3 separate regions of the Mus musculus genome follow, and regions 2 and 3 are each linked to region 1. A link is a loop called in an ENCODE intact Hi-C map of the cell type or tissue named here. Cell type or tissue: left cerebral cortex. All regions are shown on one strand. Links, peaks and the distances in the headings refer to the core of each region. The heading gives the core; the rest is flanking DNA.

Region 1 (10,652 bases), core at 1,842-9,841:
CTGCCCAGACCCCCAGGAACTCCGGGGGAGTTCACCACCAACCAAAGAGTCCACATGGAAGTACCCATGGCTCCAAGCAAATATGTGGCAAAGGATGGCCTTACTGGACATCAGTGGGAGGAGCAGCCCTTGGGCATGAGTGTGTTTGATACCTCAGTGTAGGGGAATGCCAGGACAGGAAGATGGGAGTGGGTGGGTGGATGGGAGTGTACCCTCATAGAGGCGAGAAAGGAGGGTATGGGATGGGGGGGTTCCAAAAGGGAGAGCTGGAAAGTGGAAAACATTAGAAATGTAAATAAAGAAAATATCTAATAAAAAGAAAGAAGGGAATGCTTAATTAACCAAGTGGATGCATTCTCCTCGTCTTAAAGGCAACCACCACTGGATAGGAGCAAGGCTGGACCTTCATGCTAGCATTATGATCTTGAATCCGGACATCTGTACATGAGGGGACCACTAAAATATAATGTTCAAGAAAAACAGCTAAGATAGCAAAAGAGCATCTTTAATTTTTCTGAACTGATTTTTTTTTTGAAAAGAAAATAAAATGACTTCTGAGTCAGACATGGGTTGTTCTGTTTTCTTGGGCCATTAGCTGACAGCCAAGCTAGAGGCTGAACTTATGAGAGTTTCTTTTTAAAATAATTGAGGTTGGGGAGGAAAAGTTCTGGAACACAAAGGCCTTTTCCAGCTGAGGTCAAGCTGCTTGACCTTAAGAGTCTACAAGGTATCATTTGGCTGATGGATATGTCCAACGCCATGGAAGCAGATCTGATGTCCTGAGTGTGAGTGGCTCATCACTACCAATCAATCACTGACAACAACAACAACTTCAGTAAAAGGCTGTAAAGATATCTTGAGCACCTGTAAGCTTGGGTAGTAAGCCTGCCAAGTTAACTACATTAAATCTAGTACAGTTGAATTCAGTCCATCTGTACAGAAATCCTACTGAGTTGGCATCACCTTAGTCCAGGTTTTACAGGTGAGGAAATCAGAGCACAAAGCAACTGAGTAACTTTTCTGAGGCTGCCCCAATAAGAGTCAGCAGTGACCCTTCAAACCTAAGCAGCCTGGCCCTGGCATCCAGGCTGCCCCATTGTATCAGTGCAATCAAAATCCATGCACACGCTGGCAGGAGAGTGTCATGGCACAAACGAGGGAGCTGAGTTGTTTAGAAAGCATCCATACTCATGCTCTGCCTGCATCATCTCAGTCTTTCCAACATTAGTGTCATTATCCTTACTTATTCCTCAGGAAAACTGAGTTACAGGAGTTAGAACTTGCCTAAGGTCACTAACATAGTTAGTTGAGAAATTCTCATGGTCATTCTCCAGTGCTCAAGTTATTACCCAGTGTAGCATGATCCCATATGGAGAGAAGGCTGCACAGGGCATGACTTCTTTTCTGTAGCCTAAGATTAAGAAAAAAGCAGGATGGCACAGAAGAGTTACCCCAGACCTCAAAGTCAGGCAGTCCTGCCATCATGCCCTGTTAGGCACTTGCTATCTCTGTGGGCTTGGATAAAGCTCTCCAAATCTTTCTCCATGTGGCTAACCTACAAGGAGATGACTCCAAGACTCTCAGTCATCCACCCTGCTGATCAACTTAGATTCATGTTTTTTTTTTTTTTTTTTTTGACTACATAGGAAATCTTCTGGGCACCCAAGATGGGAATCTCTGCTCAGGGTCTATGTGCCCTTCTCAGTTTGAGTCATAGCATCTTGGTAACTTGGAGGGCAAAATTGTACCAGTGTGGGCTCTCTAGACCATAACCACATTTGCTCATCGCCTGCCCAGTGTTTTCCCTGGGAGAAGTAGGAGCTGTCACAATACTGCATGTCTACTATTAAGGTTGCTGGGCATGTAGTGCCAGAGACACTGATGGGCATGAAACCATCATTGACATTGCCAGAATAAACAGGGACTTGGGTTTCAGTTGGGCATAGCACAAAAACAAGTTGATAACTTAAAAATGCGTAAGTCAGTTACAGATGGATTGGTTTCAGTTAGAAATTTTGTTCTTTTCCCTTGCCTAATCAAAAACCTACCACAGGAGCTGAGGAGATGGTTTAGCAGTTAAAAGCACTGGCTGCTCTTCCAGAGGAACCAGGTTTAATTCCCAGTGGCAGCTCACAACTGTTTGTAGCTCCAGTTCCAGGAGACCTGATACTCACACAGATATACATGCAAGTATAACACCGATGCACATAAAAGTAAAAATAAATAAATGATTTAAAACCTACTATTTAACATTTAAAGTCGGGTAGTATGTATATGCATATGCAGGGACACTCATGTGTAACTAAAAATTCTATTGGCTTTTAAAAGCTGAATAACACTCCAGCTTCTCAAAGCATCTGTTTTTATATACTTAGTCTCCTTTGATTTCCTCGGTCATGCCTGATGGAGCCCTAATCATTCAAATGGCATTATAGATTAAGCATAAATGTATAAGACAAGGCTTAATGACCCAGAGATAAAGGTTTTTGTTCAGCTAGTTTGGGAGGTTTGGTTGCTGTTGTTTTGTTCATCTGGTGACAATTCTTCATATTGCTTTATATATGCATTTCTTACTTTTTTTCCTGATTTTGTGATAGTCTCACTAAATACCACAAGCTGTGTTCAAGTTCACAGTCCTCCTGCTTCCACCCAAGCTCAGTCTCAGTTTTACTGAAGCACAATCATGTCTACTGGTTTATATACTGTCTTCATATCATTTGGATTACAGAATGGGATTTGAATACCTGTGACAGGGGCCATCTGGGCTTCAAAAATGTTTGCTATCTCAGTCTTTTCATAAATGCTTGTTAACTCCTTTGCCAAAGTCAAGGTCTAGAACCACACAAGACACATTCCAATGTTTATCCCTGAAGTTATTAAATCTGTGTTTATAAAGACTTTCTTGTCTTGTGATATATATTTTTAAAGACACAAAACCTATTTTTAATCCAAGACTGTTTCACAGATACCAGCATATTATAGACCAGAAATATGTATGTACCTACTTGTTGAATCAATGAATTTGGTGCTGGGCAGCTTTTGAACTCCTGGGGACCATACTTATTCTTTATCTTGAATGATAAACTGGTTCATGGTAAGTACTCAATAGCTTCATATATCTTGGGCTCTATTTGGACACTAAATGTAGAGGGTACATATGTTTTTCAGACCATTTGGTGATCAAGACAAACCCATGGCTCTATTATGATAAATTTCTTCTATTCCACACCATTTGTGCTCATCCTCTCTATAACTTCACAAAATCCTTTCTGCCTCGAGCCCTGATGCCTGAGGCTTGGATCTGACAGTCCTGGTCTGCTAACTGACTTGCAAGCTGGTCCTCTATCCTTCAGAATACATCTGTGCTTCACACCATGGTACTTAACTGCCTACGGGGACTCTGCATGTGGGTATGCTGAAGCCCATCAGTCATCCAAGCCACATGGGCACTCAGCCACTAACTCTCAGTACAAGAGGAGCTGGGAGCAGATGCTATTGGATTCTTGGAAGACACATAAAGAAAACATGATGGACCAGACCTCTGGCTTACCCCTTCCAAAATGTATTGTTACTTGGATATGGAAGATGGTTTAATAGTCTGTCATTCGAGAAAACAAGATTTGGGAATCAAAGAAAGCTACGAATCAAAAAGACTTGGAAAAAAAACAAGCTATGATACTAGCTATGAAAGTTTGAGTTAATAAATTAATTAGTGTCCATAATATAACATCTTAATGGCAAAATGACTATAAAACTTATAACTTTGCAGGATATCCAACAGTGACAAGCTATACGTGTGTGTGTGTGTGTGTGTGTGTGTGTGTGTGTGTGCTTATATGTGTATGTGTAAATATATACATATGTAAATATATACATTTATATTCTCCTTGACTTTCATATACTTGATGTCACAAGGAAAATAACCTTTGGAAGTTCCTACTTACCAAGCATTCCTTTCTTGGAACTGGACAGACACATGTCTTTCTCTGCACTTGGCAGAGCAAAGCTCACTACAAATATTTCCACTCCATCAGCCATCAAGGCCAAACCCAAGACGAAGAAGAGGGTCCACTGGAAGCGCCCATGGCCACACTCATCAATGATGGTCTCATATTGGTGAGCCAGCTCCTCCTCATCTTCCATCCTCTCAGCCATCAAGTCTGCCTGGCCCCCAAGACCATCTGCTCTGGAGGGCGCCATCTTGGTCTGCTTAGACTTGACATCATCTGGATGAGGGATGCCTTGGTACTCGCCTTCATAGATCTCATCTTCCTCGTCATGGCCTTCTGTAACATCGCTCTGTGCATCTTCTTCCTGATTCTGCTCATTGCTACGGTAGTAGCCATCACTAGGGGCATAGCCCTCATAGTTGTCCCGATACCTGTAGTCATCCATTCCTTGGTTCTGGGATTGTCTGGTAGCCGCTCAAGCTATATCTCTTGCTCTGTGGTAAATATTTGGGCTGTTCCAATAACCATCATCTATTATATCATTGAAATGGTGAGCATGCTCATGAGACTTTTTCAATAAAATCACCTTTTCAATTTGTTTCTCAAATCAACCAAATTCATACAAAGACAACCTAAGTAGCCTTTTGTGCTGGTGTGTGTTAAACGTCTTCGGAAAGTATCAAATTCTGGTCTGTTCTCCTTATATGACCCAGAGGCTTGTGCTGGGAGTAACTAAAAATGGGTCCAGCTGCTCTCTTTGACAAGGTCGGAGCAGTGCTTGGCAGCTCACTGGCTGTGATGTTTGTCCTTCTCCTGAAGGTTATAGCCTAGGAATAGAGACAGAAAAAATAGTTAGAACAGTCTGAATAGATAGACTAGTTAGAAAAGTCTGAGATTCTGACATGATCTTTGAATTAAATGAAGATATTTACTAATACTCATATTTCATGTGTAAGGTGAAGCATATTTTGGTTAGACATTTGAACTCACATAAGCTAAGTGAGGAAGGAATTGTAAGGGTAGTGAATGCAACCATGGGTAGAGAAGCTCTTTGAGCTTTGAAGAACCCGGTGAAGGTCAAAGATCAGATCTTATACAGGAATTCAAAAGGAAGTGGTCAAGGAATTTTTCAGTACAAGGCTATTTTGTGTTACGGGTTTCCTTTGAACTTATCAAGCTTTTGCCAACAGTAGAACTATCCCATGGGTCAATTTCTCTTGTGAAAATGTATGCTTTTCCAGCTTCAATATGAAGTAATTGTATCACTTTACATTTAGAAGTATAGAATGCAGAAATAGCTTTCTCTAGAGCCCAGCTTGCTTTTGAGATCAGCACTGTGGCTCAAAGGCCTCTATGACCTTGTACTTGGCTCAAATGGGTAAGAACAGGAGTCAAATATGAGACTCAGAGCCATATCTCCCAGATTTTTATGGGAGACCTGAGGCTTGGAAAGAGTCTGTCATACATGAGAGTCATGTTTCATGAGACAATATTACTTAATGTATAAGATTATATAGCAAGTATCCAGCCTACAGGTCAATATTATTTCAGGCAATATCATTGTTCCTACTTCCATTCTGGAAAGCCAGGGACCAATATTGTCTAGGTGCAAAGCACTGTCTTATAACCCAGATCGAATCACAGGTTCGCTCTCTTGAGTCCAACACCCACGAGGTAGATTCTCTGCCCAAGCTACCTTCTAGAAAAGTGGTTTTCAATCTGTGGATCATGACCCTTTGTTGTCAAATGACCCTTTCACAGAGGTGTCCTCAAGCCATCAGAAAACACAGATATAGACATTCTGATCCATAACAGTAGCAAAATTACAGTTATAAAGTAACAGTAAACATAATGGTTTGGAGTCACTACATGAAGAACTGTACTGTCAGATCACAGCATTAGGAAGTTTGACAACTCCTGTTCTAGAATCTCAAGTCTCACAAGATTTGAGCCATCACCAAATGATGCTTACCATGTACCCAAGTGTGGACTGAAAATGAGCTATTTACAGAGAACTAGAGAAGGTGGGGAAAGTAAGGGAAAAAAAGCCCATCTGCCAACAAATTCAGAGCCATCAATCCTTACTAAGCCTCCTTCCACACATGGCACCCACTGCCTTTCCTTGCTTTCAGTAGGTGCTACGTCACAAAAGACCCCACACAGTTGCCCTTGCAGCAGCTGCTAGACTCCTCCCCCTGCCCACACTCTAAATCTGAGCTCTCTGCCCAATACCTGCTACCTGGTTCTCCCCATCTTCACCCTTAGAGAGACTCTAGCTCTGGGAACTCTCTAACTCCAATAATACAATGCATTTTCTCATGGAAGGAGGATAAAAAGCTCTGGCTCTCAATGCAGACACTATTGTGGGTGCCAAGAAGTACATGCTGACAAGAGCCTGATATAGCTGTCTCCTGAGAGACTCTGCCAGAGCATGACAAATACAGAGGTGGATGCTCGCAGCCCATCATTGTACTGATCACCGGGTCCCCAATGGAGGATTCAGAGAAAGGACTGAAGGAGCTGAAGGGGTTTGCAACCCCATAGGAAGAACAACAATATCAACCAACCAGAGCTCCCAGGGTCTAACCCACCTACCAAGGAGTACACATGGAGGGACCCATGGCTCCAGCCACATATGTAGCAGATGATAATCTTGTTGGGCATCAAAGGGAGAAGAGGCCCTTGGTCCTATGAAGGCTCAATGTCCCAGTATAGGGGAATGCGAGGGCAGGGAGGCAGAAGTGGATGGGTAGGTGGGGGTACACCCTCATAGAAGCAGGAGGAAGGGGTTGGGGCAAGGGGCTTGGGGGAAGAATCGGGAAAGGGGATAACATTTGAAATGTAAATAAATAAAATATCCAATAAAAAGAGAAAGAAAAAGAAAAAAGAATGGAATTCTAGGGCCTCTCTCTAAAAGACACCGAAAACTGCAGTGTGAAAATCAGGCCTGGAAATATCATTTTTCATTAGCCCCTCCACCCACCTGGGGGACTCAGAGAAACAGTACTGAAAAAGCTAGCAAGAAATACTAAGAAGAATGACTCTCACTCTGCTCTTGCAAAAATGTTCACCATCTCCACAAAATAAACTGGCCAGGCTGGCCAGGATCACGTCAGATTAATATTCTAAATTGGTTTTCATTGCATGCATTTAGGAACCCTGGGAGGACAATAAATCACACACAAACAGCAGAAATGTTAGCAGGATGCTGTCACATGGAGAAGGAATGCCAACTGCCTGAGATCTGCTCTGTTATTTCTATTCTGGAGGCCCCACAAAAATGTCACGAGCCAGGAAGGAAAGATTTTCAATTCTGAAAGCATATGTGGGAAATACCACTTTGGGTAAAGATTCTGGGACTTTCTCTGTGAAAAGAAAACAGGCCTTTGTCAAAACCAACCCCACTCACCCAATCTGGTTCGAAGAACTGCGGTGAATGTCAAGTGCAGTGAATAACAGGGGCCTCCCTCTCCAACATTTTTTTAGTTTGTCTTGACGCTTCTATCTCATTGAGAAATGCCAAGTAATTATATTTTTAACAGAATGTTTTCTGGAGAACACACCAATTAGTCATTTGCAACACTGTGAGTTAAATTGCTTCCTTCACAAAGGATAAACTGAACCCTGACCCTCAGGATCTCAGAGTGTAATCTCATTAAGAATAGAGCCTAAGACTGGAGAGGCTGATCGGTGGGTTAGTGCTTGATGGACAAGCATGAGAACCTGAGTCAGATGCCCAGGAAGCACTTGGGCGATAGGAAACGGGGCTTCTTGGACTTCCTTGCCTTTAGGCTCGCTGGAAAGTGAAATCCTCTGTGAGCTCCACTTTTACTGAGAGATCCTGCTTCAACATGTGTGTGTGTCAGAGATAGCCAGAAAGAAAGGCATCCAGTGACTTTTTCTAGCCTAGGCATTCATTCATACACACACACACACACACACACACACACACACACACACACACACACGTAGGACATTGGGGGAGCCTAAATTAACTGTGACCTGTGAAAAAGCACATCTGGATGTGGAGACAGGGAGACAGATATGCATGGAGGGAAGATGATGCAGACAATCAGAGACAGTGTCATCTGCAAGATACAACAGGCTTGAGGCCACCAACAGTTGTGAAGTGGGCTGAGAACACTCTCCCTGATGGTTGTAAGAAAGAACCAAGCTGCTGACACCTATCTCTGGAACTGGGGCGTGGCCAGTTTTGATCCAAAATATGTAGTATCCATTACTTAACCCTTTGAAAGAACAGAACTCATCTTGATAAGAGAGTGGATCCTACTTCTACAATTGAGTCCTTCTCCCCACCCTCACCTTGCATTTCTCAGAATCCTTTGTGCTTAAAGCCCTGCATAAATGGACACACTTTAACCCCATTCTCAAGAGGCTGAGCCATTATGGAAAAGTAAAGTTGAAACAACATAGATCATCCCACGGTGATGAAACTTACATCTGGTTAATCTTCATTGTCAACTTGAATGGATTGAGGATCCTTTAGGAAAGATATCTTTGGGAACATCTAAGGGCATTACAAGACAGATTTAACTGATGAGGGCAACTCCACTCCATAGTCTGGAGTCCCAGATATAATAAAACATCAGGTGCTCTGCTCCCTCACTAAAGATGCAACAGAGGTATTGAAAACGAGCAGAGAGGGTGTGCAGAGCCAAGATCTGAGATTTCACCGGTGGGGATGTGAGCAAAAAAATTCTGGGCTTGGGGACAATGAAACAAAGGAGACACATGTGCCAGAAGACATGTGTGGAACATGTCTTGTAGGTGAGAAGATGAGGAGATGAACCAGCCATGATTCCAAACAGCCAACGGCTAGATTGCCAGTACTACCAGACCTCTGTCATTTCTATGTGATTAGAAGGAAGGATCTTCCTGACCCATTTGCCTTCTGGCATGGTAGCAGAACATATCTCAGACATTGTCGTGTATGGGGGACCCAGATTCAAATCCTGATACTGCTATTTCTTGCTACCTGTGTAGAAGCTACTAATAGCCTCTTGGAGACTCAGTATCCTCATTTGTTAATGGGAATCATAAGTATAACACCCATTCATAAAGTCGCCTTGAGGATTTGATAAGCCATCTCTGAACCTCAGTCACCACAGCTCCTAGCAACAATGCAAATCCCATCTTACTATCGTCCCTGTGATATAATGATTGTTATCTGAATATTAGAGATTAAAATGTATATCCAGGATTCCAGCTTGATCCCAGCTCTCTCCGCATGAAATCTGGACCCATCTGGGCTGGGCTAGTGAACCAAGTGCAGAGAACAAACTGCCATTTAGATATTCATTGCAAACTACTATTTTTCTAAACCTCCTAGGACTGATCCATTTGTTGTCTTTATTTAACTCTTACAATGTTAGCCTGGCTCTTTGGTTCAGAATCATTGTGCCATAGACACTTGTTTAGAACAAAGTTACAAACAATACTGTAATCAAATGATGCAATTCTTCCCAGAAGTCTGAACACTATTAGTACTTGAACATATTCATTTAAGAGAGCAAAGGGCATTCCAAGAGCAAATAAATTTGGTAAATGGTGCCTCCTTTATTCACGATTCTCTTTTGGTGACTCACAGCCCACACTGTCAGATTGAAAGCTGTAAGAACTGAACAAAAACCTATTTAACACAACAAAGAGACACTACCATATAGCCACTAGTATAGCTGTAATCAGCAGACAGATGACAGCATGTGTGGGCTGGATGGTGATGAACTAGAACCATTAGAAACCACTGGTGAGAGTGAGAAATGACTCAACCTATTTGGAAAATAGTTTGCCAGGTCCTTAAAATATTAAACATATATTTAAGGAAAGCCCAGCAAAGTCAATCCAAAAAAAATGTACCCAAGACAAAGACATATGCTTACACAAAAACTTGCACATACATGTTCACAGCATCTACATCAGCTCTAAAGTGGGATTAACACAAATGTCCATGAGCCCATGAGCACATGAATCAAATGTCATGTGTCTGGCAGTACAGTATGAGCTGACATTAAGAAGGACCAAGTTAGTGATACATACAACAGACTGGACAGATACCCAGCTAGTTACAAAAGGCCACAGATTGTCTCATTCCATTTACATAAAACATCCAGGATAAGCAAGTCTACAATATAAGGGGATAGATCAGGGGTGGTCTAGGGCCATGGTAGGTAGGAATGGATGTTGACTTCAAATGAACTTGACATAATTGGGAAACCGGGAAGAAATGGCAACATCCTCAAATTAGGTTACAATGGTGAATGTACTCACTAAAAATCATTTAATTGTGTGTCCAAGAATAGATATGTGACATGGAAATATTGCTGTAATCTATACAGAGTACCTCTAAAGAACTACCCCTACTCAAAAGGAGTCCATCTAATTTACTAAACTCTGTGTCTACAGCAGCCATAAGCCTCTTTCTCCTTGGAAATCTTGAAAACATGTATGTATACAGGCTCTTATAAATAGTAACTGCTATTTTTATATTTTGAGTCTAGATTTGAGGGTCTATTTTGTTGCACCTTCTAGAATCCACTTGTAGGAGCGAAAAGAACTCTTTATTGGAAGGGGGAATTAGGAGGCATAGCCTGGTCACCATGGGGGTTGGGGAGGGAATAAAATGTAAGGTTATCTCTAAGTTTAGTTGGGCTCTGGTAGTATCTCAAGGGCACAGACCTAACA
Region 2 (10,652 bases), core at 805-8,804, 63 kb after region 1:
GAACTTGAATATGATAGCATAATATTCCTCTCTTTCCATTCCAAACACATCAAAGATGGAGAGACCTCAGATAGTCTCGGTTCATGTTGAAAAGTCAACAGTTCAATCAAGACTCGTCTCGTGGATCAAAGCACAGGTGGCTGTAGATATTTAGATGATGGTACATGGAAATAAACACATTGGATGGAAGGAGCTTGAAATTTTTTTAATCCTTGTTAATAGGGAGAAAGAAAGAAATGTAGGGTGGGAAGGAACGAAGGAAGGAAAAAAATGAGTGAAATTCTGTTTTTCCATTCTTCTACCCATTTTAAACAGTGTGACAATACCTGCTCATTGTCTTCCAACTATAGGGAATCAATATCCCTTTGAGCCCTGAAGCTCTAGCCATCTTTGCTGAGCCCAGTCTAATATTCTAACTCTCCTTTCTCCTCTTCAGACAAGTACGAAGTTCTGCTCAAGCATATCAGAGGGGTTTCTGGCCAGGGAGAGAACAATGTTTTTCTACTTGTGTGTTTCCAATGCCTGCTAGGAAATGAGTCTAAGTATGAACTGAGTATCTCAAGAGATGGAAGGAAAGATGTAGACCTTAATCGGAGTACATAGAGATTCCCCTGTTCTAGGGAAGAAGAGCAGAAGCAAGGTTTGGAGCCAGCACATCTCTAAAGTGATTCATCTTTATATCACATCTAAGGGAGTTGCAGAGATGCCAGGACCAAAAGAACCATGCAGGACAAGGCAGCTCAGTTCTCAGTGATAACGTTTAAGGGCTGCGAAGCCCAACACTCAGCTAAGATGTTAAGGAAGTCTAGATGGTAGGTCTAAGCTCCTTTAAAAGCATATGACTAAAAATTGTCCACAGCCCAACACTAACTTCTCCACTACTGTAGCAATTGCTGATGAACTAAGATCAATTGTTTCCATTCAATAAATATAAAGTCTTAGGCATTGAAGATATGGCTAGTAGAGAGTTCAGTGTCCAATTGGACAATGGCTCATAGCCAACTTGAAGGATCATGGATTGAGTTACAAATCGCAGAAGCTTCCCAAATGTGAAATGAGATGACTCAGACCACAGTAATTCTATGACACATTTATGGGTGAACAAAGAAGATTGAAGGTTAAGGGTCTTACTAGTAACCCCACAGTCGTGATAGGTTGATATTCAGAGCCACAGCTGACTGGTTTGAGTGCATGGGTGGCTTCCCGCTTGCTCACCATCCTCTAAGCCCACAAAGAGGGAGCCCAGAAGGAGTCTGGGAATGACTGTGTACTTTAATCCCTGCTGAAGCTCGCCAAGAAGCACTAGTTCTGTCTTGCCATTCAGTGTAAATGTTCTCCAGAGCCAATTGCTACATCTGCTGGTGTTCTAAGTGGCTTTCATGAAAACCAATCCTATTCATCACACCTTAAGGAGAAACAGCAATCTCCTATAGGCACACATTAATTATCCCATTAGAAACAAGCTAGAGTTAATTATAGTGCCTTCCTGGTTTAAAGGAGAAAGAGAGAGAAAAATAACAGGCCAGCAGCCAAAAAAGGCTCAACTTTACATCCAAGATAAAAAAAGCTAAGTCCTTGTCTTCGAGCTATCTCTTTGCTGGGAAGAAGAAAATTTGAGAGGTCATGGTGTCAACACTTTGCCACCAACAGAGTAAACCTCTCTAGGCACTTCCTGTGGTGTATCTCTCTTCAAAGATGGCCCTGAGCCACTAGAAAGATGGCATCAATTATTAAGAAACCTTACATCAAGGAATAAGGAAAAATGCATATCTTTTTCCTGGCATTCAATATTTTTCATTATTTATTACTAGTATTCATCTATATAGAGAAGACTAAACCAATTTATATGTGTATGTGTTTATGATATATATTATATATAATATATCCCACAAAAAGGCAGGTTGCCCATGTTTGGAATCCCAGCACTTGGGAGATAGAGACAGGAGGATCAAGAATTCAGGATCATCATTAGCAGCATAGCCAGTTCAAAGACCAACATGGGATACATGAGATCTTCCTCAAAAAAAAAAAAAAAAAAGTTGTTGAACAGATCAACTGAAGAGCTAATAAGATTAAATGAATGAATGAATAAATAAATAAATAAATAAATAAATAAATAAATTTAGAAGTCTTCTGCAAAGCTGTGTGCACTCACCACTAACATCCATGTGAAGATTTCTCCTACTTTATGTACACCAAGAAAAAAAAAGCATATTGAAGCATTCTGTGATTCTGAAACACAGCGGTCCTGAGGTTTACCTTATTGATTTCTTAAAATAAATACAACATCAACCAACTCATCCTTGGTCTTTCTCTGTAGATCCTGCAGGTGTGTGAGCACTAGCTAAATCCTTCAAAGTGGAGTGTGTTTGGTCTCCTGTGGTTTCCCAGAAGCAAGGTTGGAGTAACCACATTGCTGTCATTGCAAAGAACATGCATAGCTCCAGCCCTCAAAAGACAGCTCAGTGCTCTCTCTTTCTCAAGAATGAAATAGCAGAATTGTTTATTTGACCATGACTCATAAATCTCACATGAGTAGAACCTTGTGCTTTACAGGACAGAAGACTCTCTTTCCTGCAATAGAATCTACAGTCTTTCACTGATACTTGTTCCAACTGCCCCCAAACCTTGTGTGTTAGAGATAGTTGGAAAGGTTCGTAGTCTTCCCTAATAGGACCCAGGTGTCTGATTTTGAATACATCTTCCACAAGTGATTCTGAGGGAGAATTCTTTTTAAAAACTCTCGTCGGGTTTTATACATGTATACAAGCAAGAATTAAACTAAAATTAATTTTTTAAAGGACCTCATCAGGGCTGGAGAGTTGGCAAGCAGTGAAGAGCACTTGTTTTTTTGCCAAAGACCTAGGTTTGATTTTCAGCACCCATATGGCAGTTTAAAACCATCTGTAACTCTGGTTCTAGGAGACCTGATGCCCTCTTTTGACCTCTGCATGCACCAGGCACATAGGTGGCACACAGACATACATGCATATAAAATAATAAAATCAATTAATATAAATTAAAGGAAACATACTGTCTTCTATGGTGGAAGCATAAAGTAGTTAAGCATAACAAAAAACTTGAGTTTTAATTAATATTCTGGTGGGTCCCAGATCATTCATTTCCTGTCTTGGATATATTACTATTTCTGGACTTTAGTTTCGTGGAAATTTGAGATTAAAACCGACTTAGGGGTCAGTTAAATGGCACAGCAGGAGGTAGGAAGGCTTGTTATAAGCCTGGATCCCAAAAAGTATCCTTGGACCTCCACTCACACTATGATACATTTTACACAGACACTCTCACACATACACTCACACACACTCACACACACACTCATACACACACACTCACTCACACACTCACACACACACTCACACTCACACTCACACACTCACTCACACACTCACACACACACACACACACACACACACACACACACACACCACTGTGATCATATGAAGTGCTACACTTTAGTAATGCTGCCTCCCCTCCTTCCCCTCCCTTTTGTGTTTCCTCTGTGATAAATTTGTCATGAGATTTCTCAACTCTCAAAATCTTGAACCCAGTTTCTTTCCCTGATACTAACACCACCACCCACACTAACATCCCTATATTTGTTCAGCATCTCATTACTTAAATATTAGTCTTGGAGGGAGATGAGAAAAAATAGCATATTAAGAGCAAGCAATAAAATTTCTATCGGAAAGTTATTGTTTCCCCCTTGATAAGGTCTGGGAATGTCAGTTGGAGCAACAGGGACCTGAAAACATGCACTACCAAGAACAGCAAGTAAGAGAGATGAAGAAACTGTTCTCCATTTGAAGTGGACTAGACACACTTACATAACAAAGAAGGAACCATGGGAAACAGGAGAGCCATACTGTAGGAAAGCAACGGCAAGAAGATTCTTATAGCAAGGATGATAGCAGTGGAGAACCAGCAGAAGCAAGAAGTTCAAATTAAAAGGGACCTTTGAAAGTGCATGTGAAATATGAGAAATCTCAGATCTTTCACACTGTGTGATATGAACTGATGCAGACGTCCTCACAGAGCTCCAAGGTCCCACTAACATCTAGTCTACACTGTATTCCTGCAAAAGCCACCCGACATTTCTTCATTACAATGTATGATTATGTCTCTGCCACGAATGCTTCAGGATTCTTCCATGGGCATCATGAGACCTTATGTGCTTTGTTGCCAATATCTTTTAGAGAGTGTCAGTCTTTTAAACATAAACATTCAAGGTTATCATTTTCATCTCCCAAATGTGATGTGCTATAAATCCAGGTCTTAGCTACTTCTCTTGTTGCTAGGACAAAATATCTGCCAGAAGTTATTTAAAGAGCGAAAAGATGCCTTGGGCTCTTGGGTTTGAGGGTACCATCCATCAAGATAGGGAAGGCATGGCAGAAGGAGCATGAGGCAGCGTAATGAATGTAAGAAAATCACTTAGCTCATTGCCTGACAGGGTTTGTGCTCTGTAACTAGTGCCTACTGAGGCATTATTTCTTCCTCAGAGGGTGACATTTTTAAGGGTCGTTTTCTGGACATGGGTCACATTTTGACATTCTTTTCTGCTAAGAGAATGAGATGGTTAATGTTATCAACCTGACAGGATCCAGAATTATCCCTTCTCAGAATTGTCCCTTTGCATCCAGTCAGGAAGCAGAGGTGGATGCTATTGCTCAGCTTCTCAGTCCAGGCCCCAGCCAGTGGCATGGTGCTATCTACATTTAAGGTAGGTCTTCCCATCTGTGTGAATTTAGTCTGGATGCTCCCTCACAAACATGTTCAGACATTTGTCTTCTGGATAATTCTGGATCCTGTCATGTTGACAACATTAACCATCTCATTCTCTTAGCAGAAAAGAATGTCAAAATGTGACCCACATCCAGAAAATGACCCTCAAAAATGTCACCCTCTGAGAAAGAAGTTATGCCTCCATAGGCACTAGCTACAGAGCACACATCCTGCCAGGCAATGAGCTAAGTGCTTTTCCTACATTCTCTCATTCCATCATCACCAAAGGCCCCAGAGTGGCTGCCGTTCTTACTGTCACTCTGATAAGCTAGATGAGGCTCATGAAATTTGGTCATTTTGTCAACGTCTCTACAATGGTAAGTGACAAAGCCAACCTTCAAAACAGGGTCTATCTATTCTCTCCATCAGGGCACCTTGACAGACTCTCCTGTCACATGGATTGAGGCCAGGGTAAAACAGCACACTACAATGCTGTCAGCTCCTGAAAATTCCAGGTCTTCCTGAAGAAAAGCTCCCCAGAGAGCTTATGTGACACTGGCCAATGATCAGGAAAAGCATTAAGCCCTGGCTCGAACAGCTTGAATTTGGCAACAACAGCTCCATTTGGGCTGAATCCTTCCAAAACCGGAGTTTCTCATTCCTCCAAGCAGACCTTCTGATGGGAATTCTTTGGAAACAGGGTTCAAATAGTCAGGGGTATGTGTGGTACATGCACTTGTGCATGTAGGTACATGATTATGCACATGCACGTGGAGACAAAGAGGTCAATGTTAGGAGTCTTTCCTTGACACCTATCTTTAGTTTTTGAGACAGATTCTCTCACAGAACCTAAAGCTTATCTATCTAACTGGACTGGCTGGACAATGAGCTTCAGAGTTCCACCCCTACCCTAATGCTGTGGTTACATGCATATGGCCACCCTGACTTTTTATGTGGGTACTGGGATCCAAACTCAAGATCTCATTTTGAACAGCAAGGACTCTGCTGTCTGAGTCATTTCCCCAGCCCCAGAAGTCTACAAATAATACTGCCAGTTCCAGATGAGGGCATTAAGAACATGTGATTCTCTGCCATTCCCCACCCTGCCACCTTAGAGCTTGTAGCACGTCCAACTTCCATCACAATGATAGTTCTATTTTAAGAGAACTTGGGGGAAGTGTGGAGAATCTCAGAGTTAGCATATGTTCAACTGAGACAGCAGGGAATTCTGCACAGTGCCTGTGGCCATAAGAAAGCAGAGTTCTATCACTCCAGATGTCAACTCTCAGCAAGGCTACAATTAATGAGGGACTTGGCCAATTATGCTTAATACAAAGTGATATGCAGGCGATGAAGCATGGCAAGAATTTTGCTAGGGCTAGTACGAGCACACCTTTGGCAGAAGGAGATGTTTTGAGACACAAACATATCTGGTGCATGCAGCAAAACCAATTCTGATTGGTCCAGGAAGCCCAGTGTGGAAAGCAATGTACAGCAGCTCTCTTCTCTATATTATTTTAGAAGGGCAAAGAAAGTGGACAGTAATGATCTGAGAAACAGATAAGCAGGTGACAGACACCCAATGCATGAGCTAGTGCCTGCTTAGAACTAGCTCCAACCAGAAGTGTGTGAGAATTTAACCACAGGATCTCCACAAACCAATATACAGGAGAGACATATATGCCCAATTAAAGCCTACTTCAAGGAAAAATCTCTGCCCTATTCCTCAAAAAAAATTTAATTCTTTCTCCCTCTCTCTCCCTCTCCCTCTCTATTCCTCCCTCTCCCTCTCCCTCTCTATTCCTCCCTCTCCCTCTCCCTCTCCCTCTCCCTCTCCCTCTCCCTCTCCCTCTCCCTCTCCCTCTCCCTCTCCCTCTCTCTTTCCCTCTCCCTCTCCCTCTCTCTTTCCCTCTCTCTTTCCCTCTCTCTTTCCCTCTCTCTCCCTCTCTCTCCCTCTCCCTCTCCCTCCTTCCCTCCCTCCCCTCTCCCCTAGGGACAGGATCTCACTATGTAGTGTTGGCTGGCCTAGAGCTCCTATGTAGACTTTGCTGGCTCCAAACTCACAGAGATCTGCCTATCTCTGCCTCTAGGGTTAATAGCATTCGCCACTACACCTGTGACTATCTGTTATTGTTCTTAAGAAAATTGTCATTACGTGTCAATGGTCAGGAAATATTTATCAAAAGCTATCCAGCTTCAGAAATGCTTAAGGACTCCTTGTTGCCCTTGTGGCTAAAGTTCAGCTCTTGAAACATTTCCCTACCCCTGTGGCTCTCATGCTTGACGCCTCAAGAGTCACCCAGATCATTCGTTCCAAAGTTTCTGATTGACCGCGTTTAGGGTAGTGCCTAGAATTCTGAATTCCTAACTCAATATTGCTCATGAGGCACACTTCCAGAGCCACTGACACAGATCATTAAGACCAACCTCCAGGTGAAAGCCAGTTCTTTCATGCCCATCAAATTTCAGAAACAGGAGGAGGAGACAGAATCTTGAAGCCAGATATGCCAAGATCCCCATTGTCAGAGATCCCATGGGATCTAATTCCCCAAGGCAGTCTTGGTTGGTGACTGCTGCTGTCCGTTTTCACCTGTGAATTATTTAGCATCTCCCTTCATCCTGAAAGTGGCTTTGTTTTCATGCCTCTCTAAACATCCTAATACTCTCAAATATCTGCTTCATTCTGGCCTGTAGGAATCCCTCATCTGTAATGGAAAGTGATTTCCTTCAGGGAAAGCCTGCTTTTGTTTTCTTGGGGATCAGGGAGACATGGGGACTCTGCAGGTCACTTCAGCTGGCACAGCATGAGGAATCCCTGCTTCTTGTTCCCCAGCTGACCACAGTTTTGCATCCTTGCCACAGTGTTGAAAGCTGTGTTTGCCCTTTGGAGGCTGCTACATCCACTCCAGTAGTGACTCGCATTACAAGTTTGGAAACCTGGAAGCAGTCCTGAAGCAAAGAGTTTCAAGGAAACTCAGCCTCCTGGAACCTTGGCATTCCCATAGCTAGAATGCCCCAGATTTGTCTCTGCAATATCGTAGAGGGTCTTGCATGCTTGGTTACAGTATTTTACTGGATAAGAGTTAGAAATCTCAGGGCAAGCTTAACAAAGTATACTTAGAATCTTCATTACAGCCAGGTATAGCAGACTACATTGCATAATAGAAGCAAGTTGGTGAATACTTCTGACAAATGGAGATGCCCTACAGATACTTAAAAGAATAGCCAAGTTACCTTTATATGTAAGAATTTACCAAGGCCTAGGAAATAGGGGGGTTGTGGTATTGCATTATTCAGGAGAAGGTCTGCTAGAGCAGAACCCCCTGGTGCTAGCTTTCACAAGGCCCAAAGGAGTAGCACAAATTGTGACTAGGATGAGAAATCCTTACCTGTCATTAGCTGACCCTAGGCAGGGCTGTTTTATCTTTACTGTAAATATTATCTGGTTCCTGTACTTCCTTTTGAAGTCATTCCTTTGTTTTGTGTCAGATAACTTCAATGTACTTTGCCTACTGTGACATTCTACCCCTTTGTTTTCTGTATTATATAAGACTGGTGTTCACTTTGTGGCAATACACTCAGATTCAACACATTCTCTCCTGTTGTATCTGTTTTGTTATTCACCGACTCCTTGCCCACTTGCCACCAGAGACCCGTTCCATGCAGATAGGAGACCCAAAAAAGGGGAGAGTCTGCAGCAGGAGGCCCTGTACTTCTTTGGCTATCACTGCACACTCTTCCCTGCCCACTGCTCAGCTCTCATTTTAGCTCCAGGGTAGTGATTTCTGTTGCTGTTGCCATGGTGTCTGTTGTCATCTGAGATCAGAATGAGGTTCCTTAGAAGTCTCCCTTACTTCCTTTTGTTGTTGTTGTTGTTCACGTTTTTATGATGGAAACTATCAAACACAGTAAGAATAATATAATAGGCTTCTGTGCATTCACCAAACAGCCCCACAATAATCAACTCATTCCAATCTTGTATCATCTGCCTCCTGACCAAATTCTTCACCCTCACATAACCACTGCAGCAGATCCTGTGGTTTTACCTCCAATTGATCCGTGGTGTTTATTTTAAAAACTAAAAAACAAACAAAAACCAATAGAGCTCTGCATCTGAGGGCAGTTTGGCTGAAACTGCATCCCTGTCCATCCATAGAGCTGATGCTGTCTATTTACCTGACTAGGCCAGGGTCCCTTTCTTCTCTCACCACTTCATGGGCATCTCTCTTGAAACTGCACACTTAGTGATGGAAGTTGGTGTTCTCTGAACTATTTCTTAGTCAAAGATACAAGAGTAGCTATACTCCCATTCCAGAACCTTCAAACAAGCTCTCGAGAGTAAGAACTGTACCCAACATGGTGGCACAGGCCTCTAATTCCAGCACTCAGGAGAAAGGCGGACAGATTTCTAGAATGAGGCTAGCCTTGTCTACAAGGAGAGTTTCAGGCAAGTGGGAGCTATATAATGAAACTCTATATCAATAATAATAATAGGACTCTTTTTTAAAAATCCACTGACCCTAATCACATCTAAGAAAGTTGGTAATTTTGTAGTATCATTAGAGAGAGAGAGAGAGAGAGAGAGTGTGTTTCTCAATAGTTTTACCACGGATTTTGTCTATTTGCTCAGAGTAGGTGCCAAATAGGTTCTATACCTTATCACTGGTGGCTACATCACTTCTTTGATGACTTAGATGGTCCCCAGACTACCTCACCCTATTTACTGGGAAAGCAGATGGTTGGTTCCCATGTCCTTGGAATACACTTGGTTATTTTTAAGGTGTTGTTCAGCATGCTTTCTGTCACCCTTGTCTCCCATGTATTAACAAGGTAGATCTAGAGCTGCATTGTCCAATGCTGCATCTCACAGCACATGAAGCTATTGGAGTTTGAATTACCAAAGATCAATACAATGTAAAACTCGGTTCTTCGACCTCACAAATCTTATTTCAAATGTTTAGCACACACATGATGCTAGCAAGTTCTACTGGGCTCCCCATGTATTATGTGCACATACACATACAAAATATTTCTGTCATCACAGGAAGTCCTATTGGACCTGTTCTTACTAATGCTCACTGGTGAGGACTAGGGTTGGGATTAGTGCTAGAGTTGGGTTTAAGGTTAGAATTGGGGTTAGGGCTAGGGTTTAGGCATTTGATTTAGGTTTAGGGTATGTGTGGGTTACAGTTATGGTTAATGTTATAGTCAAATTAGGATTGGGGTAATATTAGGATTGATGTTAATATTAATGTTTAAGTTAATGTTATTGTCATTGTTGCTTTGGTTTGGGCCAAGGCCACTTACAGGTAGTGTTGTTCTACTTTTCTCAAGAAATCAAAAGCTCAGTTGGAAAATGATTGCTACAGAAGCCCGAGGACCTGAACTTGAACATAGAACACCCAGCAAAAGCGAGGTACAACGTTACACTGCTTCTAATCCCAGACCCACTGAGGGGTTTGGGAAGGGGTAGATCCCTGAAGCTGGCTGGCCAGACAGTCTAGTCAATTAGTGATGTCCAGGTTCAGTGACGAGAACAGTGTAAGCTTGAGAGAACAGTGGGGAACCCACTCAATGGCCCCCCCCCTTCCCCATGATTCTAGACAAAGCTGTCACTTTCTTCATTATTTCCTACTCTGGATCCCATAGGATTATATTCAATGCCTCTTAAGCTCGGCAAGAATGGCAGTCTCACCATCCCTATCTCTCCCAGAGAAGGAAGCAGGCCATTCACTATCCTAGGAGACAGTCATGCTGAGATGGAAACCACACTTTGCCTATCTCTGGGGAAAGAATGCCTGGTCCTACAGTACTGTCAGGTTAAGGCTCAGCAAATTATATCAATGCAACCACTCCCAAGGTCCTCACTGCCCTGAAAGTCTTCTGCCAGCACCAGAGCATCCCACAGG
Region 3 (10,652 bases), core at 1,867-9,866, 99 kb after region 1:
GCCTACAGGGTCATTATTATTCAGCTCTCTAATGTTGAACACTAGAGGCCTCATCCAAAACACCTAGACATCACTGCTAATGTCACATGTGAGTTCTTGGGTCTCCCTCCAGCTGATATGGGGATGCTCTAGCTAACACTGAGTTCAACACAACTCTGAATCAGAGAGTGAGGCGAGAACTACAGAGCCCTTGGACATTTATTATTCCTCTTGTCATCATCATCATCAATGTTATTGTCACTATCACTGTCACCTTCACAATCATCGTCATCATCACCATCACCCTCATATCCTCATCAATTGATAACTGAGAAAAACAAAGCCCCACAGAAATTAAATGACTTGCTCAAGTTTTCACAACTTGAAAGTAGCAAAGCCGGAGTTCAAATTCAGCTCAGTCTAATGCCAAACCCGTTACTTCATCAAAAACTCCCTAATTTAAGTATAAGATGTACTTACTAGTTTTTCTGAGTTTATATTTGTCTATTTTGTACTGCTATAACAAAATCCCTGAAGCAGGGAACTTTATGAAGAGCTATTGACGTGGCATGTGGTTTGGGAAGCCTAAAGTCCATGATTGGGTGACACCATTTGGTCACCTTCTGGTGAACTCCAACATGTCAGAGAAGCAGGCGAAAGACCAGACATGTGAAAGGGGCCTTGCTTTATAAGGCCTGTTCCTATGAGAGTTACGTTACTCCATGAAGCCAACACTAATGCCTTTGGAGGACAATGGCCCTGTGAGCTAATTACCTTGCATAAGCTCCACCTCTTAAAGGTTCCAACACCTCATTTCTATCACACCAGAAGGCAAGGCAAAGGAAACTTTGAGGGTGTTGTGTGAATTTTCCCTAGAGATATAAACAAAGTCCGCTCTCCCTGACGAGGCCCCCAAGTTGAACATGGTGAACAAATAAATTTATGAGGCTTACATACAGAAAAGCATAGGTGAAAGATTACTGAAAGGAGAATAGGAGACTCCAAAACAACCACATCACTAAAGGTCTCACCTCAACATGAATAATGACTTCCCATGGCTATATAGATGGTGTTCACCTATTCAGTCAATGTGCCAACCTCAGAGCACAGACCTCAACATCTCTCCATCTTAATATCTCCAACCTCTGCATCCTAAGACCATAAGATCATGCACAGCTGGGGCAAAGTGCATACAATGGAAAAGACATGGTACAGAACTGGGTGGCTAGAACATCAGATGAGGGTCAAATGACCATTCTCATGCTCTCTATGAGAGAATCTCAACCTTGTTGAAGATCTCTTAGAGTAACCAGGGGTGCTCTGATTAAGAGGGTAATGGCAATTATTCTCACATAAACTAAAACTAAACCATAGGTTTCCATTCTTTCTTTACCATATTCTCTCTCTCTCTCTCTCTCTCTCTCTCTCTCTCTCTCTCTCTCTCTCTCTCACACACACACACACACACACACACACACACACACACACACACAATCACTTTCAATTACAGTACCTACTTTTTCTTATTCCAGTCCTCCTACCATAGATATTACAAACAAAATTGATGCTCACCCCAAATCAGCTGGTCTCTGAGTAGTCACTGAGAAGCACATAGCCTGGGATAGATCCCCTTCCAACCTTCTCATTTTCCAATAATAAAGACTGCCTATGTCTCTCCTTTTATAAACAGAAACACATTGTGCTAGATACTGTAGAAGTGGGATTTTTCAAGTAAGCTGGTGACATGCTTTCACTCAGCATAAGCTGACTTAAATAACTTTCTCCTCCTTCCAAAATTCTTCCTTGCTGCTTCTGCTTCATCTCAAATTAAAAGCAGTACAATAATAATCCAAGAACATCACACCCCTGAATTTCAGCCACTTCTCCCTGGAGGAATTTTTTTTCTCCTTATTTTTTTTTTTTAAGTCTGAGCTATTTTTTGGTTTCCACGTGTTTCTCTTTCCAGCCTTGTTGATCCGTGTTTCTTTCTATAAGACATAAGCAATTGAAACCCTCACATTTAAAGCCTGTTTTCACTCCCCAAGTTCTACAGTTAAGTCTCCCATGAAACCTTGAGAAGAAGAGAGATCTCTTCAGAGTTATACTTCAAGGCCCAGCAGAACAAGCCTACAGTTACCTCTAGTGAAACTGTTCTTTTCAGTCACCCCACAGACAGTCACTGAGCACATGCTGGCAGAATCTGGACCCTGGCCACATAACAGTGACTCAGCTCACTGAGGGGACAAATGCAGACCTTGCTGGCGTGATTGGAACTTAAGTCCCCGTCCTGGGCTTCTTCTCTGAACTCTTGATACATTTGTGAACGTGACTTCTCCACTGACTATCCAGCGGCTCATATTCAATAGCAGGAATGGCTAATCTATCCTGTCCCTTACCTCAAAATAATGAATCCTCCTTTCTCGCACCCAAAGTGTAACTCATTAGAGATCGTGTCTGCTCTACCACCAGATATATGCAGAACTTGATTGCTTTTCAGCATCACAACCCCCATCCCATCTGATCTAGACCACCATCCTCTCTTCCCACATCTCTATCTCTTATCACAGAGGTTGCACCCTGACTGAATTCCTTAGCCTAAGCTCTAAAGCTCTAGCGGTCACCATGGAACATAGATCAGATAAAGCAGCCCGTACTCAGAAATGTCCAGGGACTTTCCATCTCTGTCAAAGCCCAAGTCCACTCGAAGCCCTGAACTGTCTGACTTCAGGATACTCCGCTGATACCATCAACTATTGTGCTGGCTGTTTCTCATCTTGTCCTTTCTACAGAGTCCTACTTCCCGTCCCTGAAATGTTCCAGCACTCTGTTGCTTCAGGACCTCTGCATTCGTTTGCCTTGCTTTGAACAGTCTATAGTGGCTCACTCTTTTGTTTCTCTCACACCTGTCCAATCAGTTACCTGATTCCCACCCCTTACTTTGTAGTGCCTTCCCAACACCATTCAAATATCTCCCTCCTCCTTTCCCTGTTCGGTGTTCCTTCACTGCCTAGCCCAGCATACACATACTCGTGTATTTATTTATAGATATGCCTCCCTGACTGGAATGGATGTTTCATGAGGTAGAACTTGCACTATGCTCAACTGATGCATGTCCTGCCTATGACATTCCTGGAACTAAAAACCACTCAATCAAGATTTAGTGAATGACTGTCTAAAGATGCATATAAATATGGGGAAAAAAAGACAGTCCATAAGCATTATCCATCCAAACTGAGTCAATAGAGAAAGGAGATCTAGCCACAGGAACTTAGTTTTTAATGTATTTTTGTTAATTCCTTGAGACTTACATCCATGCATACAATGTATCTTGATTATATTCACCCCTGACTCTTCCCCTAACTACTCAGTTCCAATGCCTATACCCAATCCCTCCCTACTTCATTCTCTCTCTCTCTCTCTCTCTCTCTCTCTCTCTCTCTCTCTCTCTCCCTCTCTCTCTCTCTCTCTCTCTCTCTCTCTCTCTCTCTCTCTCTGTGTGTGTGCGCGTGTGTGTGTGTGTGTGTGTGTGTGTGTGTGTGTGTGTTTCTCTATCTTTTGAGTCCAATGTGTGCTGCCCATGTGATTTCTGGTGCAGGGCCGTCCACTAGAGCACAGATGACCTATGGGAACCACACCCTTAAAGAAAACTGTCAACTGTCAATAGCTCCTCAGCTAGGGGCTCCTGAACACTTCTCCCCTCCATGCACAAGGGAACTTAATGTATTAAGAACCACACATTCCAAATTCTTCCCCTCACTGTACCCTGCTCTTTGCAATACTGAATATAATCGCTCCTCGGTCTTTTTGGCTAAGATCAACTGAAGAAGTGAAATTTATTTCTTTACACCTTCACATGGGCTTCCTTGTATAGTGCTTTTGTTAATAAATGGGGATCAAGAATGGTACGTCAGCTATATAAGTTTAGACTTAGAGAGACCATGCACACTTTCATCTTCTTTCCTTTTTTCTTTCCTTCTTTTTCTTCTCCTCCTCCTCTTCCTCCTCCTCCTTTTTCTCTTCTATTTTTCTAGACAAGATCTTACATAGTTGAGGTTGGCCTTGAAATTGCTATGTAGCAAAGGATGACTTGGTATTTCTGATACCCTGCCTCCATCTCTTAACTGCTGAGATTTCATACCTGTATCACCGTGCCCAGTTTATATGGTAATGGAGACCAAATAGAGGCCTTTGTGCATGCTAGGCAAGCAGTCTACCCACTGAGCTACATGCCCAACCCATACACTTCCACTTTCTCCTGATTCTCTGCCTCTGCCATGTGAACCTGCCCCAGCTATACAGGGAGAAGAGGGACAAGCATGGTCAGAGCCCAAGTCATCCCAAGTCAGGTCATCCCAAAGCAGCCATTTTTCAAACTCTCCATCAACAGAGCCAAGTCACATGAACAGGCACAGCAGAAATCAACCAAGTACAACTCAGACAGATCTCTTGGCCACTCCATACACATGAGAGAAAATAATAAATGCTAGTTGTTCAAGGTCACTGAGTTTGAGGGTGGTTTACTCTATACTCTCTTAAGACAAACCTTAAAGTGTGTGACCAGTTCTTCAGGTAGGTCTCTAAGCAGCTCTGCTCTCTGTAGCTTGGACGTCATGAATGGGGGTCTGCAGGACTTACATACACTGGCCATAGAACAAACTGTCTCCACCACTGAGGATCAATAATGTGGCATGCAGAGGAACAAAGCTATTCTGACATAGCCCAGAGAGACAGATCAGGTTTCTGAGACTAAAGAGTATAACTGAGAGGCAGACCTTGGATGAGAAGTAAATGCTCTCTTCTGAGATGAATTGGGTGATGACCAGCCACCCTGACCTTGACCCAGCCTCCCCCCATCCTATTTCACAGATGCTTTCACAAGGTTTTCAGCCATCAATCTCCCCCTCGCCCATTTCACTCATGGAACACTGCAGTAGGCTTACTGCACCACAAAGAGCTGATAGAGTCCTCAGATCCCCCCCCCCCCATACTGCTTTCTCCAAAGGACAAAGCAGCAAGCTGTGATCTTTATATTAAGCTTTTGGATGGAAGCCCTAAATAAATTCACCATCCAGCCATACGTAAATGCATTCCATCGTGCACTGAAGGTCAGTATATTTCCAGATGATCCCAATCCTTTCCGTAACCACAGAGATTCTTGCCAAAGAAAAGAGAACATGAGCTAGTGGGGACAACACCTGCCGGACTGTTCACTAAAGGTGACTCTGCTTCGTCTGGAAAAGAAACAGGTGTAAACACGGTCCTCCATCTGGGGGCTAGGAATCAGAGTCACCGAGCTTGCCTTGCAGAGATGTATCCCTCTGGCTTGCTGCATTAGATCCTGTTTTGAACTGTCCAAGTACCACTTCCTACCAGATAACCTTCTTTTAAACACGGAGATTAGGAACTCAGCCAAGTCCTTAAACAAGAAGTCAGTGCTGTATCTTAAGCGACAAATATATAAACAGAAATCATGAAGCAAGACAGCAGTGACCTTTTCATGTTATCCTCAGACAGTTCTCACCACCATCCCCCTCATTCACACAACTGGGCTTCCTGGGTCTCTTTCTTGTTCTCTTATGTGTTTGTCTCTTGTCTCAGGCTTTTGCAGGTTCTGTTACTCTACTCATACCGCCTGGCTTTCTCCCTCACTCTCACCAGAGTTGGTCAAGATGCCCTCATTATCAACTATCTCTCTGACCACATAGATAGCAGATAGATATGAAAGAGATAGATGATAGATTAGATAGGTAAATAGATGATAGATATGAAAGAGATAGACAGAGAGATGATAGAGATGATTATGATAGAAGGGTAGAAAGATAGATAGATAGATAGATAGATAGATAGATAGATAGATAGATAGATAGATAGATGGATGGATGGATGGATAGATAGATAGATAGATAGATAGATAGATAGATAGATAGATAGAAGGATAGATAGATAGATAGATAGATAGATAGATAGATAGAAGGATAGATAGATAGATAGATAGATAGATAGATAGATAGATAGATAGATAGGAAAGAGATAGACAAATAGATGATAGAGTTGATGACAGACAGACAGATAGATAGACAGGCAGATAGACAGACAGATAGACAAATAGATAGATAACAAACCCACTCCAAAACTTGCAGCACTTCTCATGTTTCTTATTCTACTTTATTTTTCTCCATCTCAGCTCCTGGGCTAAAATACTAAATACTTATTTATTTGTTCAGTAATACACTTGCACACACACACACACACACACAGTTTGCTCAATGCTACAGTTGCCACATATAGAGAAGTGCCTGTCACATGGTAGGAACTCAATGAACAAACTTAAGTAGCAACTTCATGCCAAATGATCACTATATGATGATTGTTAAACGATGAGCAAATACTTTTAAGTGTGTGTGTTACATATTTATCATGACAGTGTCGTTGCTTCCATTTTACAGATGATGAAATCAAGGCTCGAAGAAAGGCTAAGATACTTGCCAAAGACCAGCTCTCTTAGAGCAGTCAAGGCCACACTACCCACAGTGTGCCAGGTTATTATTCAAACACCTGGTGCTTTCAGTTACAAAATGCATGTAAGGCACACCTCTGGCAAAAGAAATAACCCACCAACAATGTTGGCTTTTTGTCCCACAAGTTGATCTGCTCTGAAACTCCCTTAGAAATTGCAAGAGTCCCTGCCTTTGTGAAAAGCTATTTCAATACTCCATTGTCCTGAAACTTAGAGAAAATACTTATCAAGAGAACAAAAGTAAAAAGCCGGACCTGCATTGGTGTGCTTTGCCCTCAGTGCAGCCTTCAGAGTGCCTCCTTGACACTAGTCTTGTTCTGCTAACATCAGCTCTGCCTTCCCATCAGCCGTGATGGTGATGGAATGGGAGAGGGTTGCAGGATATTCAAGAGCAATGGCTCAAGAAACAAAACCAATCCCGAACTGGTCACACCTCCTTACTACAGGTGTTTGTCCCCCACCGGGTGTGAGCCTGTGCCACATTAGGATTTTGTTTCCATCACCTCTTCATCCCTAAGGATCAATGCCACCTCTGACACATAAAACCGTTGGGCAAGTATTTGCTGACTCAGGGAAGACGCAGATTGTGCCTCACTCACCATATCAACTGCATCTTCTAGCAAGCCGCCTCTTCTGCAAAGGGCAAGGGAAAGCATAGAAGAGACCGCCAAGCTGGTTGCAATGTCTAGTTCCCCACCATCCACACACCTCTCACCCCTCACCTGCCCCTCCTTGAGACCCAGAGCCACCCACATTCACCTTCCAAACAGGCTTAGAAACCAGCAAGCATCCCACAGCGTCCCACCCTACCTTACCCAACACATCTGCATCAAGTTACCTTTAAACGGAGCCTGTTTGCATCTGCAATTTCTGGATAAAAGATAAAAGCATTTGGGCAGCTGGATCTGCTGTACCCGACAGATGAGAAATCTACCACTGGTCTGCTGCGGAGGGAACAGCAGCGCCTTGCTCCTCCCTAGCTAACGGCATTTGCTCACCCATCCCTGCAAAACAAATCATGTTCTTTTCCTTGCGCTAAAAATCCATCCAGAAAAAAAAAAAAAAAGAAAGTCCCTAAGAAACGGCTCCCACGCCCGCGGAGGGCGCCCTCAACACAGAGAAACACACACAAACCCCAGTCCAGAGCCAGCAGGTGTGGGCACGTATTTAATCTGTTCTCTGAGAAAAAGCCAACGAGGAGTAAGGTTGAACTAAAGGGATGTCCAGGAAGCATGTGGAAAGCAGCTATAAATGTCAGTAGCCCAAGTTGGGAAACTATTTACCGCGCCAATAGTTCATGTGCTTTCACTCCAAGTCCTGGGGAAGGCCACGTTCAAAGAAGCGCGCAGCCCGGGGCAGCAGCAAGTGCTCCTTTTTCGGTGCGCTGCTTTCCAACTCTGCTGCCCTTTGAGGCTTTTCCTAACAACCGCACCCAGAGGTCCCAGCACGGGTCTCAGCATGCCAGGCCTGGGAGCCCCGCACCACCGCGAGAATCGCCGTCCCCTACCTGGGTGGAAAATCCGCAGCGAGCCGGTCAGCAGCCGAACACCGTAAGTCTGGGCGGCAGCTCAGGCTAACGCGGTTGGTAATCCCAACCGAGGCAGGCTCTCCCTAGGGCACACCTGCATCGCCGCGCCCTCGTCGCCTTCGCTGCTGCCTCCGCTGTGCAGAGCCTCTGTGCAGCGCGCTCCCAGCACCCTGCAGCACCCCAGCCCTCCCGGGGCTCCTGAGTCTATTTAGAAGGATCAGCCAGAGCCTAGTCCAGGCACTGTGTTCACTGCGGAAAGCTCTTTGCTTCTAACTCCCTTTCAGATCCAAGGAGAGGAGTTCCGGATAGGTTGGAGGGGAGCCAGAGCCCACTCCCCGGACCCGCCCTTTCTGGATTTGCGGATGAACAGACCTGCAAACGTCTTATTCTATTAGGTTTGTTCCCAACTGACTATAAATATCTTGGTCTCTCCACCCTCCCACCTAAGGCGCCAAGGCGCATAAGACTCCAAGCTCTGTCCCCAAGCTCGGTCTTGGACTGGGGGTGTCCTCGGATTATGCCATCCCCAAACTACCCAAGATAATAGATGTTGACAAATCGTTCTGGTCTTCTTAACTCCTTTGGAACTGAAAAAGAGCTTGCTTGGCCAGCGGAGGGTCCGGGGGGTGGGGAGGGGATGAGGAAAATTTGGAGGGTTTAATATATTGGAGAAAGGCTCTAGCTGTTTCCTTCTTACCAATGCCACACGCGCGCGCACACACACACACACACACACACACACACACACACACCCGGCTCACAAACACAATGCAGCCAGCCTGGGAAGATTTTCCCAAAGCATAGGGTTCCTTCTAGAAGGAAATAAAGTCATGAACGAAGTCACCCTGGAAGTTCAAAGTCCAAATTAAACAACAGTACAGGGGCCTAGTCTTCTGTAGTGTCTGCTAAGTACCTTCCCTAATTGCTTTTCTAACTGTGAGAAGGACAACTATGAGAACGATACCATGACCAAAGGCAGTTTGGTGGGGAAAGAGTCTACTGAACTTACGTATCACCAGCACAATCCATTGAGGGAAGTCAGGGCAGAAAATGAGGGAGAGGCAACTGGGGAACACTGCTTACTGGCATGTTAGGTCTCCTTTCTTATTAAACTCAGGACTACCTGGTCAGGACTGGCACCATTCCCAGTAAGCTGGACTTCCCGTATCAGTCTCTAATTTAAAAACAAAAAAAAAAAAAAAAAAATGCCCTCACAAAACTTACCTACAGGCAATCTGATGAAGGTATTTTCCCAACTGAAGTTGCTCTTCACATATGTGTGTAGGTGTGTGTTGTTAACAAAACCAACCATTGTACCTAATTATGTCAAAGTGGAGGCAAAAGAGAAGAATCTTGCCTTTTCTCCACTCAATACTTCTGCCTCCCCAAGCTCTTCACTTCTATCACCCCCTCCAGCTACAGAAGGCTTCTCTCAGCTCCCCACCTCTTTCTTAGCCTGGGCTTGACCCTGAACCACCTTGCAAGGGCTTCCCTAGTTCCCCTCCCATAGTTGTTCCCTAAGGTGTAAGTCTAATCTTGGTTCCTTCCTGACTAAAACCAGGCCATTGGCTTCCCTTTGTCCTTAGAAACACTTCTTCCTCGTCGAGTGAACAAAAGTGTCTCCCCACTGACATCAACAGCTTCCATGCTTCACCTGATCCATTCCCCTCTACCCATTCCATTGAGTGAGAACTTGAAAGGACAATCCAGATAATTTCCTTAGTAATTCAAGGAATTTATGAACACCTACACATACCAGAGAATTAGGAAGTTATGCAGATGCCCTGTATGGTGTGTTCGAATGCCGAACCATAGGAAGTGGTACTATTAGGAAGTGAGGCTTGGTTGGAAGAAGTGTGTTGCTGTGGAAATGGGCTTTGAGGTCTCTTCTGCACAAGCTATGCCCAGTGTGGCACCCAGTCTCCTTCTGCTTGCTGCCTGTGGACCAAGATGTAGAATTCTCAGCTCCTTCTTCAGCACCCTGTCTGCCTGTACGTTGCCATACTTCCCTACCATGAGGATAACGAACTAAACCTCTAAAACTGTAAGCTGGCCCCAAGTAAACATTTCCTTTATTAGCACTGCCTTGGTCACGGTGTCTCTTTACAGCAATAAAACCTTCAATAAGACAAAGGCTAAAGTAGATTCAGAAGTCTATGTGCTGATGGATACAACTAGAGATAATCAGATTAAACTAAGTCAACCTCAGAAAGACTAATGTCATGCTTTCTCTCATTTATGGTGTCTGGTTTTATATAGACACATCAAATACCATGTGAATGTGGATGTAAATCCTACTTCAAAGTTTTAGATGTGTATATTTAGATTGACATTTATTTCAGTGATGAAGACGAAGGGAAATACTGACTTTGTGAGCTACAAAAGAAAAAATAGTTTGAATGGAAATACTCTTCCTAGATAATAGCTCCCCGGGGAGCTATCAGCAGATAATTGCTGCTAGAGTCCTATTCCTCGGAGGTGTCACTGATGCAAAGTTGCTCTTGATCTGGTAAATAAAGCTCCCACCCTAGCTCATACAAATGACCCTAAGCACATGTGGTGGATTCCACATTCATAAACGTGTGAAAGACAGCGGACAACCTCAAAGAAATAAGCATTAAAACCTAT

The links. Hi-C counts contacts between places; a loop is a spot of excess contacts. Peaks named below come from ENCODE experiments on the same cell type or tissue, not always from the same donor. Only the 100,000 strongest peaks of a DNase experiment are listed, where the experiment ranks them.
Region 2: it touches region 1 in a loop (4-fold over the local background); 5 of 42 quality-filtered maps call a loop at or near these places.
Region 3: it touches region 1 in a loop (7-fold over the local background); 4 of 42 quality-filtered maps call a loop at or near these places.

Annotation. Positions count from the first base shown.
Region 1 is chr7:75,202,146-75,212,797 of GRCm38, forward strand. It overlaps Sv2b (synaptic vesicle glycoprotein 2 b), which reads right to left. Exons shown (of 13, transcript NM_153579.4): 2 at 3,945-4,777. The coding sequence starts at 4,395. Among named protein-coding and RNA genes, the nearest start is that of 1500012K07Rik, 100 kb to the right of the region's middle. In left cerebral cortex, for the core only: no CTCF peak of the experiment used is centred there; DNase peaks (open chromatin) are centred at 6,058, 6,321, 7,262, 7,732 and 2 more places; H3K27ac peaks cover 3,168 bases.
Region 2 is chr7:75,266,237-75,276,888 of GRCm38, forward strand. All of the region lies in intron 1 of Sv2b (synaptic vesicle glycoprotein 2 b), which reads right to left. Among named protein-coding and RNA genes, the nearest start is that of 1500012K07Rik, 37 kb to the right of the region's middle. In left cerebral cortex, for the core only: no CTCF peak of the experiment used is centred there; DNase peaks (open chromatin) are centred at 1,268, 2,447, 3,893, 5,881 and 2 more places; H3K27ac peaks cover 6,798 bases.
Region 3 is chr7:75,300,871-75,311,522 of GRCm38, forward strand. It overlaps Sv2b (synaptic vesicle glycoprotein 2 b), which reads right to left and starts at 8,392. Exons shown (of 13, transcript NM_153579.4): 1 at 8,004-8,392. It overlaps 1500012K07Rik (RIKEN cDNA 1500012K07 gene), which reads left to right and starts at 7,832. Exons shown (of 3, transcript NR_045814.1): 1 at 7,832-8,046. In left cerebral cortex, for the core only: a CTCF peak has its summit at 7,601; DNase peaks (open chromatin) are centred at 1,882, 2,132, 2,974, 5,349 and 3 more places; H3K4me3 peaks cover 5,458 bases; H3K27ac peaks cover 6,046 bases.